Regions from separate parts of the Homo sapiens genome. Here region 2 is linked to region 1. Evidence: read pairs that join two places in POLR2A ChIA-PET (ENCODE). Cell type or tissue: MCF 10A. All regions are shown on one strand. Each heading gives the region's core, and the rest is flanking DNA. Links, peaks and the distances in the headings are about the cores only.

What was found. ChIA-PET counts read pairs that join two places held together with the same protein. Peaks named below come from ENCODE experiments on the same cell type or tissue, not always from the same donor. Only the 100,000 strongest peaks of a DNase experiment are listed, where the experiment ranks them.
Region 2: POLR2A ChIA-PET joins it to region 1 with 20 read pairs; 5 of 35 experiments call an interaction of 5 or more read pairs at or near these places.

What each region holds. Positions count from the first base shown.
Region 1 is chr14:32,020,058-32,025,442 of GRCh38, forward strand. No RefSeq gene overlaps it. Among named protein-coding and RNA genes, the nearest start is that of ARHGAP5-AS1, 54 kb to the right of the region's middle. RefSeq lists an enhancer at 216-1,415. In MCF 10A, for the core only: no CTCF peak of the experiment used is centred there; a DNase peak (open chromatin) is centred at 3,214.
Region 2 is chr14:31,934,827-31,940,211 of GRCh38, forward strand. No RefSeq gene overlaps it. Among named protein-coding and RNA genes, the nearest start is that of LINC02313, 7.3 kb to the right of the region's middle. RefSeq lists enhancers at 1-375, 1-171. In MCF 10A, for the core only: no CTCF peak of the experiment used is centred there; a DNase peak (open chromatin) is centred at 3,105.

The DNA of each region.
Region 1 (5,385 bases), core at 132-5,131:
TTCTTTCTTCTAAATTTCTCTAGATAACCTTCTTTGTCATTCTGAATTTTATATGATAGAAAACCATCTACAGGTCTACATTGGAAATACTGAAAATAATTTTATTGAAGTCTGATAATGGGTGAAAACTACTGGATCTCATGGCTCATTCCTGACCTGAGCTGGATTTAATTCCAGAACCGAGGAAGGCTATGAAGTGATCCTCTTTTCATTATCCTTATTTTTTACTGTAATTTTGTAGTGGTTTCAGTGAGGAACAGAACCACAGAAATCCTTAGGGGCTTATCATCTAAGTTGGATATAGAAACAGAAAAGTAAGGCACCCAACAAGAAGCCAATTTTCTAAAGAAAAGGGAGTCCCAGAGTTTCTACTTTTATAATTCTTCCTTCCTCTGTCATTCTACAATATCATTGTCTTCAACATTTTTTAGAACAGTCTGCCCAGATATGATCTGGAAAACAAAGAAGCATGGAGAACAAACTTTGCCAGAAGAAACAGAAGTGCACTGGGGGGCACAGGTGGAGCAGCTTTGCTGTGATCTTGGCAAGAAAGCACTTGGGATCCTTAGGGGCCACTCAATCCTCCCCTCCATACCCTCACATGGTGGCCTTGGATTCCCAGCAGAGCCTCTGTGCTATGGCACCTGGAGGTTGAAGATGTTATAGTCTCGCCAATGCACAACAATTTAGCAGTCTCTCATTGTGAGGTATCACCCGGAGTTCTTTGTCTCACAACCAAGAGAATTAAGGAGCGTGGACACAAAGGGTGAGGTTGGAGCAAAAGTTTCATAAGTGAAAGAAGAAAGCTCTCCGCCTCAGCGATAGAGCCCGGAAGAAGGTTGCTGCTTTTACAGTTCAATGTAAAGGCTTTTACAAGAAACTGTTGAGGGCTGGGTGTCTCATTTGCATAAGGCACAGATTTCTGGTAGCTCCACCCTGTCATTCTAGTGCGCATGTGGGCCCTTAGCTTGAGTTACTCCATACTGCTTTGTTCCCTTTACTGAGCATGTGCTAGAGGACAGGATTTTTCCATTGCGGGCATGTCTGGGCAAGTCACCTGTGTAGCCTTTCTTATCTGTGCAGCTGTGGACATATCTTAGGTAAGCCCCCCACCCTGTGCACGTTCCCTTATCTGTGCCTGCAGCTTGAGTTTTCAGGCTGTTCTTTTGTTTGAAAGAATTCAACTGAGGACTCACCCTAACTCCCTTCTTGACCAGTTTCTTTCTTTCTCCTCTCTCAGAGAGATCCCAGTAGCAGCCAGATTGGGACCCCTGCCTCCCATAAGATGTTTACATACTGCAGCCAGCCCTATGGGAGCCAGGAAGGCCTGCAGAACTAGATCCTGCTCAGTTGAAGTAGGACGAGGGCTTAATTACACACCCTCCCCCCATTAAGTCCTGATTTCCACACATGAGGCTGCTATTAGGCCCACAGTCTATTTAAGAATGCTCCCAGGACAGATTAAAGAAAATCAGTCTGAGCCTCTTAGGAGGGAGCATCTCATCTCTACTAGAGGAGGAAGCAGTACATGGTGAACAAAGCCAACAGAGCAGCTAGAACCAGAGAAGGCAGGGCTTAAACCCTGGCTTAATAAGGACAAGATGGCTGAGTGCAGTGGCTCACGCCTATTACCCCAGCACTTTAGGAGGCTGAGGCGGAAGGATCACATGAATCCAGGAGTTTGAGACCAGCCTGGGCAACATAGTGAGACCTCATCTCTACAAAAAGTAAAAATTAGCTGGGCGTGGTGGCTCACACTGTAGTCCCAGCTACTTGGGAGGCTGAGGTGGAGGATCACCTGAGCCCAGGAGGTGGAGACTGCAGTGAGCTGTGAGCATGCCACCATACCCTATCTTGGGTGACAGAGTGAGACCTTGTCTCACAAAAAAATATATATTATATATATATTTTTCATATATATGTATATATATGTGTGTATATATGTATATATATGTATATATGTATATATGTGTATATATACGTATATATGTGTATATATATGTATATATGTGTATATATGTATATATGTGTGTATATATGTATATGTGTGTATATATGTATATATGTGTGTATATATACATATATATATGAAAGAAGGCATGTGATGAGCATTCTGCTTCCTGCTTCTATATAATTTTTATATGTGTGTGTGTATACATATATACATATATATATACATATATATATATATATATATATATTAGATGGGATTGTCCTGCAGCTAGTAACAGAAAATCCACTATATCTATAGTTCGTTTACTTAAGAAAATCTTGAGCTAGGCAGTCCCAGGTCCCCTTTTGGTCACAAAATGGTTGCCATAACTCCAGGCATCCTAACCTCACAAAGCCGTTTCCAAAAGCAGGAAGCAGAATGCTCATCACATGCCTTTTTTTTTTTTTATTAACTATAATAGTAACTAACATTTTCTCGGCATTTACTTTATGTCAGGTGCTATCCTGAGCACTTTGTAGGTTTTAATTCTACAGCCGATTAAAAAAAACAAAGCATAAAAAGCAGAATTAACTTTCTCAGTATGACACAGGCAAGAAGTGATAGAACTGGGACTTAAACTCTGGCAGTTCAGCTCCAGAGCCCTTACGGTGTCAAACCACTTCTCCATTAAGGAAGAAGAGGTTTCCCAGAAGCACCTCAATACACCTTACCTTATGTGTCATTGTTTAGACCTGTGTCACATGACTGCCTGGCAGCAAGGGAGGCTGAGAGAATACAAGTAACTGCCTATTTCAACCTTAAGGAAGATGGGGGCTGTGAAGGTCAGTTGAATAGCCAACCGATAGCGTCCACCATGGTTACAAAAGTAGCAATGGGCTTTGTTACAGGGGAAAGGTCTGGTACACTAAGGACCCTTAGGTGAAAGGCCGAGGTCACTGGGCTATTTGGCTCACTGCCATTGAGAGAAAAGCCAAGATGCCACTGACAACCAGCTAGAAGTGGTGAAAATGCCAGCAGCCTCACAGTCTTATCTTCCATGCAGTCACTGGAGTATCTGTGCATAAGCAGTTTTTACTAAATTCTTCATCCTGATTTAATGGGGAGGAAATCAGATGCAACAGGTATGGTTCTTTGTGCTTGTTGAATGGCTTTAAAACAAGCTTTCAGATACTGGTTGCCATAGGGGAAGGCAGCAGGAGGACAAATCAGCTGTATTTTAAGCTAATTACCAAAATGTTGCAATACCTGTCAGATAGGGACATTTTGTTCCAGTGTCAGTGTTTGTGGAACAAAACACTGGGAAGGAAGGAGGAGTATTACGTAGGCAATTTGTTCTACATATGCTCGAAAAAAGCCTCTCAGATACCTGACACAGTTACATTCCAAGTGTTATTGTACCTGCTTATAAACTTGGGTAGAATCTCATTTTATAAGCTTGAAGAGACTTCCTAATTGCTACATTTAGACCCAAAGCTCATTAAACTTGAAGCCTATTGCTATAATATACTAAAACATACTGTATTGTTTCCTGGGTTTAAAATTCCTTGCACAAAGCAAATGTTAGGTGTACAATTCATTTGCAAGTGACATGTTGGGGGATGGAGGAAGAGGTGGGCACCAAGGGATGTGCTTGGCTTGTTCCAACACATTAAAGCCGGAGAAAGTAAATGATGCTGCATCCTTGCGCAATGACTGTATTTCAATGCAACACAATATTTTAATAAAATATGACACACTTTTCAAATGTTAGGTGGTTATGTCAGAGGCATGTGAACCAGAGCAACTCCATCTTAAACAGGAAGTGGGTAAAATGAGGCTGAAATCTACTGGGCTGCATTCCCAAATGGTTGAGGCATTCTAAGTCACAGGATGAGATAGGAGGTCAGCACAAAATTCAGGTCATAAAGACCTTGTTGATACCTTCGCCCACTTTTTGATGGGGTTGTTTGTTTTTTTCTTGTAAATTTGTTTGAGTTCATTGTAGATTCTGGATATTAGCCCTTTGTCAGATGAGTAGGTTGCGAAAATTTTCTCCCATTTTGTGAGTTGCCTGTTCACTCTGATGGTAGTTTCTTTTGCTGTGCAGAAGCTCTTTAGTTTAATTAGATCCCATTTGTCAATTTTGGCTTTTGTTGCCATTAAAATAGGTTGCAATAAAGGAGCCAGCCAAAACCCACCAAAACACAAATGGCAATGAGGGTGACCTCTGGTCATCCGCACTGCTACACTCCCACCAGAGCCATGACAGTTTACAAATGCCATGGCAACATCAAGAAGTTACCCTATATGGTCCAAAAAGGGGAGGCATGAATAACCCACCCCTTGCTTAGCAGATCTTCAAGAAATAGTCCTAAAAATGGGCAACCAGCAGCCCTCAGGACTTCTCTGTCTAGGAGTAGCCATTCTTTCATTCCTTTACTTTCTTAATAAGCTTGCCTTCACTTTGCACTGTGGACTTACCCTGAATTCCTTCTTGTGGGAGATCCAAGAACCCTCTCTTGGGGTCTGGATTGGGACCCCTTTCCTATAACAGTTATGTTTTGCAGTTTTATAAATTGCAAGGTTGTTCATTTTTGCCCCAATTTTTCTTTCTCTTTTTTGGTCATTATAATAGTACTAACAGCTAAGGAATGCTATAAAATGAGCAGGGTTTTGAACTGCCGTTAGTCTATTCAGAAAATAATTAAAGGTACACTGAAGACAGTTTGCAATGAGAAGACACTGAGAACTCACAAAGCAAACCTATCCAGCTCTGTTTTCTCTCCCGGGCCCTAGTGAGCTATCACCTCCACTGTCACTAATTTCCCTGAGCCTCAGTTTTCTGATCTACAAAATAGGAATCCATGATCCTATGGACTCCATGATCTCTGAAGCTTGTGATCTCCAGGACCTTTGAAGTTCTGAAGTTCTAACGTTCAATGATGCTACACACTCTGAGTCAGGATTTAACAAAATTTCCAAATTTTACTGACATGCTTTTCTGTATGCTGCTAAGAATGTTTAACAAAGAGATAAAACACTATATAATAAGAAAAATATCTTCATTCAAAAAATAGACTATGAAAAGGATAAACGCTTTGTGTGACCAGGACCTTTTTTCTTCATACTGTTTCCTGTATCCTCACTGACAAATAATGCTAATATGTGAAACCCTCTCAAGGCATGGAAATAGCCTTGTTCAGTTGGATGTTAAAATGGCATTTTCCATGCATTATGCATTATGAATGGAAGGTTAATGAAATTGTGCATGTCTCAGTTTTCACTCTGCAGGTTATTTTGCAATAGGGACGAGACTATCCTACCTTTAATTTCGTGTTTTATTAAATTAAATGCATTTCAAAGAAAGGGCCATTTTATTCCACTGTTCTGTCTTTTTTTCACTAGCAAGATGGCATGCTAAATGCTTTTTCCTGTTGATTCTTTTAAAAGTC
Region 2 (5,385 bases), core at 214-5,213, 85 kb before region 1:
CCCCTCCTCCACCTCACCAGCTGCCTCCTGATCTTTCTCCCAGCAGATGTCAGCAAACTTCCTTTGTCTTGCAGATCATTACTGTTTTTGTATAGAGAGGCACTGAAGACCAAGTCATGTGCCAATTCACATCTTTGTACAGAATAATATTATCCTGTTCTCCAGTCCTTTTAGCGGATTATAGCTGAGCTCCTCTGAATATTCCTTACTGTATTATCATGGAGCTTGTATTTCTCTACCTTGTCCACAAAGAAAGTGTGCTGACTTGTTTGTCACCATTTTCTAACTAGACAATGGAACAGTTACTACCTGAGGAACCCTGTCAGAGAGGAGATGAGGTTAGTCTGACCAGCATTCATCTTCCTGGGTCAACACAAGGTGTCTAAGCTGCGTTAGAATTTTGCTAAAAGTCCCTGTTAATAAAACGGAGACATTTGCCCCTCTGCAAGTTTCTGCAAGTTCTACCATGCTTCATAAAGTCTCATATATTATAATATTTCCATTTTTTTCAGATGTCAGATATTGTAAATGAATTCCTGTTATTTTAGGGTCCTAGAGCTGCTTATTTTACTGTTCCTGTTGCAGTGAGTATTGGGGTGCCTGTATAGACGGTGCTGAGATGTAATTCATCTGAGGCTGGAGACTTAAATGCAGCAGCCAGGTGCTCTCCTCCTACTTCCTCACTATCACAGACTTTAATTTCCTCTTGGCCATATTTTTGTTCTTCTTTCTGGCTCGAAGGTCATTCCTGATAAAGAAGATGGAAGCAAACTAGGAGTTGAGTAATTCTGTTTTCACTGTATCATCTCTAAATTAACTGTGTCATCTGCCCCCAGCAGGAGGCCAAACTCTTCTCTTGTTCTTTTTCTTGTTCTGAACCCACCCCAGTGGCTCCTGGTGTATTTTATGTGTGCATTCTCCTGTGCCCCAGCCTTCTACTTCCGTGACTTGATTCTTTCTTTTGATGCCACTCCTTTGTATCTGCTGTTGGCTGCAAATTCCTCCTTCCTGCCTTTGTGAGTGTCCTTGTAAAATATAAGCTCATTGGAGACAGTAATTTTTTTGGATAGTTCCCTCTCTTCCTCCTCTCCAGAGTAGAGTCAGAATTAAATTAGGTGGAGCCTCCAGTCTTTCTAGAACCAAGTTCTACATGATTAGAGTCTCTGACCATGGAATCAAAGAGCATTTAGCCTTGTGCCTTACATATAGGAAGTCTGCAATAATGGTAACAATAATAACAACAATAATAACCTTTACTGAGTGTTCACCATAATAGTAAACCATACTAGGGGCTTTATATATGTGATCTCATTTAATTCTCAATGTTGACATATAAGGTAGGTCTTATTATTCACGATTACAGATGAGGATATTGAGATACAGAGAGGTGACATTTGCACAGCCGTAAGGACAGCGCCAAGAGCCTGACTCAGGTCTGTCCAGATTCCTGAGCGTGTACTTTAACCTCCACATTCTGCTGCCCTCTGAGATTTAATCCACTGAATCACCTTCTTTTCTCTGGACTTGTAGAGTTCTTCATTCTTGCAGTCTCAGGAACATAGACGGCTTGCATTCACTTCCTTGGCTCTTGAGAATCACATAGTGACAAGGTCCTTTTCTGTCTAAGTGCCAGTCGATTCCATTGTGTTATCCACCTAGTTCACCTTTAATGGCCAAAATTAGATCCAAGCAGTAGCTCCCTCACAACATCCTTGTCCCTCTGTGACATGAAGTTGTCAGTAGAGCAAGGCCTGAGTGAATTGGATGCTCTGCTTCTGACAGAGTGGGGCTCCTAACAGACCTCTGGATTGTTCTTCCATCATCCCTCAGCCTGCAGAGAACAGAGCCTGATGGTGGGAGTGACAGGTACACCTAATGGGTGGGCCCAAGGGCAACCAGCCTCTCCTTGCCCCCTCCCCACTGAGCTTTCTGTGCTCTGGGAATATTATGCTGGCTTGAAGGTTTTTCTTCAACTATGATTTACATGCCACCTATTCTCAAAAAGAATGTGAAGTAATTTACAATAAAACATGTCTAAAACAAGACAATTAAAACATATTTTTAAAAGAGAGGCAGATGGAGAGAGGTCAGAAATCACTTGGTTTGAATCCCTGACAAGAAGTTATAGCACATGAATGCATTTTGATCAATTCTCGATACAAATGTCTGGGTGTGTAGGAATGGGGAAAAAACTCTGCGGAGTGGGGAACCTTGAACCTCATGGGCCCCATCCTCCACCTGGAGCCAAAATCAAGTGACATCATGCCTAGCAATGCCTGTGAAAATATTAATTCAGGCCGGGCGCGGTGGCTCACGCCTGTAATCCCAGCACTTTGGGAGGCCGAGGCGGGCGGATCACGAGGTCAGGAGATCGAGACCATCCCGGCTAAAACGGTGAAACCCCGTCTCTACTAAAAGTACAAAAAATTAGCCGGGCGTAGTGGCGGGCGCCTGTAGTCCCAGCTACTTGGGAGGCTGAGGCAGGAGAATGGCGTGAACCCGGGAGGCGGAGCTTGCAGTGAGCCGAGATCCCGCCACTGCACTCCTGCCTGGGCGACAGAGCGAGACTCCGTCTCAAAAAAAAAAAAAAAGAAAATATTAATTCATACTATCTGTCTCAGGAAGCCTCGGGGAAGGCAGCAGAGGAACCGCTGCATGTGTGAACTCTAAGTTTAGTGTAGCCAGTTTGCCCAAGGGTCAGAGCCAAGATAATTCATCACTGTCACAGACAAAAGGCCTCCATAAATTTGTCTTTAAATTTTAATACCTAAATCACATATTATACAGACAGAACTCACACAACCCATCTATTGCTCTGTTATAATTTTTAAGGACAAAAATGGTATAAATCATAACAGGACTTTTAAAATTATCACAGTTGTTTCAAGAGATGCTATGCTATAGCTTTTCTGTTAGACAAGATTCCAGTAGGAAATGGATGACTGAAGAATGAATGAATGAATGAATGAATGAGTGAGTGCCTACATGGTCCCATGACACCAGTGAATCAGTTTCATACTAGCTGTGACAAACAGTTCATTCAGTAGAGCTGAGCATGACTTCTGGCGGCACTTCCTGTCATGATGTAGGCTGATACTGTGGGAGCTCTGAGTCAGAACTGCAGCCAGCAACATGACTCAGGGCATTGAGGTCAGGGCAGGGGAGCTCAGGCACTCCTCTGACCCTTGTCTAGGTGTGCACCTACAACTCCCTTGATAGGTTTACATATGACCAACTTCATTTGATAGACAGAAAAATAGAGAAGGAACGTTGGTGATGGAGGGTTGGCTTATGACTTTCTATATCATTAGAGATGTAACAAACACTCGCAGTGACCAGATGAATCAGAAGGAAGATTTCTTGAGGTCCCTGGTAGGCATATTTCCTCTTACCTTCAATTCTATGGGGCATTTCTGTAGTTTGTTGAATGGAATCAAAGTGTTAAGGCAACCTAGAAACTAAGTACTAGCCAGGTTCAGTTAGAGGCAATCAAACAATGAAATATCAGGCAACAGATTTAACTAAAACTGTTCTCTTAATCCTTTTTTTTTTTTTTTTTTTTTTTTTTGGAGACAGAGTCTTGCTGTGTCACCCAGGCTGGAGTGCAGTGGTGTGATCTCAGCTCACTGTAACCTCCACCTCCCGGGTGCAAGCAATTCTCCTACCTCAGCCTCCTGAGTAGCTGGGACTACAGGCTCCCGCCACCATGCCCAGCTAATTTTTTGTATCTTTAGTAGAGATGGGGTTTCATCGTGTTAGCCAGAATGGTCTTGATCTCCTGACCTAGTGATCCACCTGCCTCAGCCTCCCAAAGTGCTGGGATTACAGGCGTGAGCCACCATGCCCGGCCTCCTTTCTGTTTTCTTAATGTGAAGGTTTTTAAGTATGTAGGTATTCATGGGAGAAGTAGTAGTTATTTGTTGTAGGCAAATACTGGTGTTCTCTCAGCTATAGGAAGTCATTAAAGATGGGAATGATTAGGATAGGGAAATGGCATTCGTAAGTCTGGGTGTGGCTATTTTTTTTGTTAGCTTGATAGAATTTGATAGGCAATGATTTTTAAACTTTCTTGTAAGGCTGGATTAAAATATATAATTTAAAATCTTTGGGGTGATATTATAGTAAAACCCAGTCTCCACAAGTGATTGTGTGAATTTACTCAATGCATCAAGTATTTGTTGATCACCTGATTGTTAACCATCCATCCATCCATTAATCTATCCATCTATTCATCCATCCATCCATCCATCCACCATTTATGCATACACTACTTACTCAGCATATGTTATGGGCTGAATTGTCCCGCCTATCACCCCAAATTCATATGTTGAAGTCCTAACCCTCAGTACCTCAGAATGTGACTATATTTGGAGATATGTCTATAAAGACGTAATTAAAGTGAGGGTGGGCCCTAATCCAATTTTACTAGTATCCTTATAAGAAGGGGAAATTTGGACAGGTGTGTATAGAGAGGAGACTACGAGAAGACACAGACAGAAGATGGCCTTTTACAAGCCAAGGAGAGAGGCCTTAGAAGAAACTAACCCTGCTGACACCTTGATCTCAGGCTTCTAGCCTCCAAACTTGTAAGAAAATAAATCTCCGTTGTTTAAACCACTCAGTCTGCAGTATTTGGTTATGGTAGCCCTAGCAAACTAATGTACTTCCAATATACCAGTGCACTATGCTGGATATGATATGCTAGATAATACTATGCTATACCAGTGCACTATGCCAGATAATACATGTACTTCCAATATACCAGTGCACTATGTTAGATATGAATGAAGTATCATCTCTGCCTTCAAACAGCTTCCAGCCTGCTAGGTACAAAACACTGCTAAGTGTCAAGGAAACTATAAAGCTACAGTGATGAATCAAACCTTTAGTTTCATGAGGTGCTTAACATTCTATAAAACCAGCCCTTGCCCCCATTGGTTTGTATGGGGTTACAATTGGCATGTGCCCCTATTTTATTTTGAATTCTGACCCCAAAAAATGTTTTTGCGTATGTCAGTTGGGAGTTAAGTGAAATTTATATCAGCCACAAGAAACTAAAACCTGAAGAGGTATGAGAGGTTGTGTTTTACTTTTTAATTCATATAGCATGATTTAGGTATAAAACAGCCTTCAGAGTATTTTTGTGGCTTTAAACCCATCAGAAAACTCATTTTTGCAGTAAAATCCTATCTTCATGGCAGATCCATTTATTCTGGGATCACACAGCTTCGGCTGATCTCCAGAGTAAGCAGAAGATACAGTAGTGACAGCTGGCAGCCTCGCTCACTTAGATTCTGTTTGTGCAACTGCTGTTAATATGGAGCCGCTAACCTAGGAAAAAAATCATGGCTTGAACCAAGGTGGAGGACATGGAGCAGGGCCCTG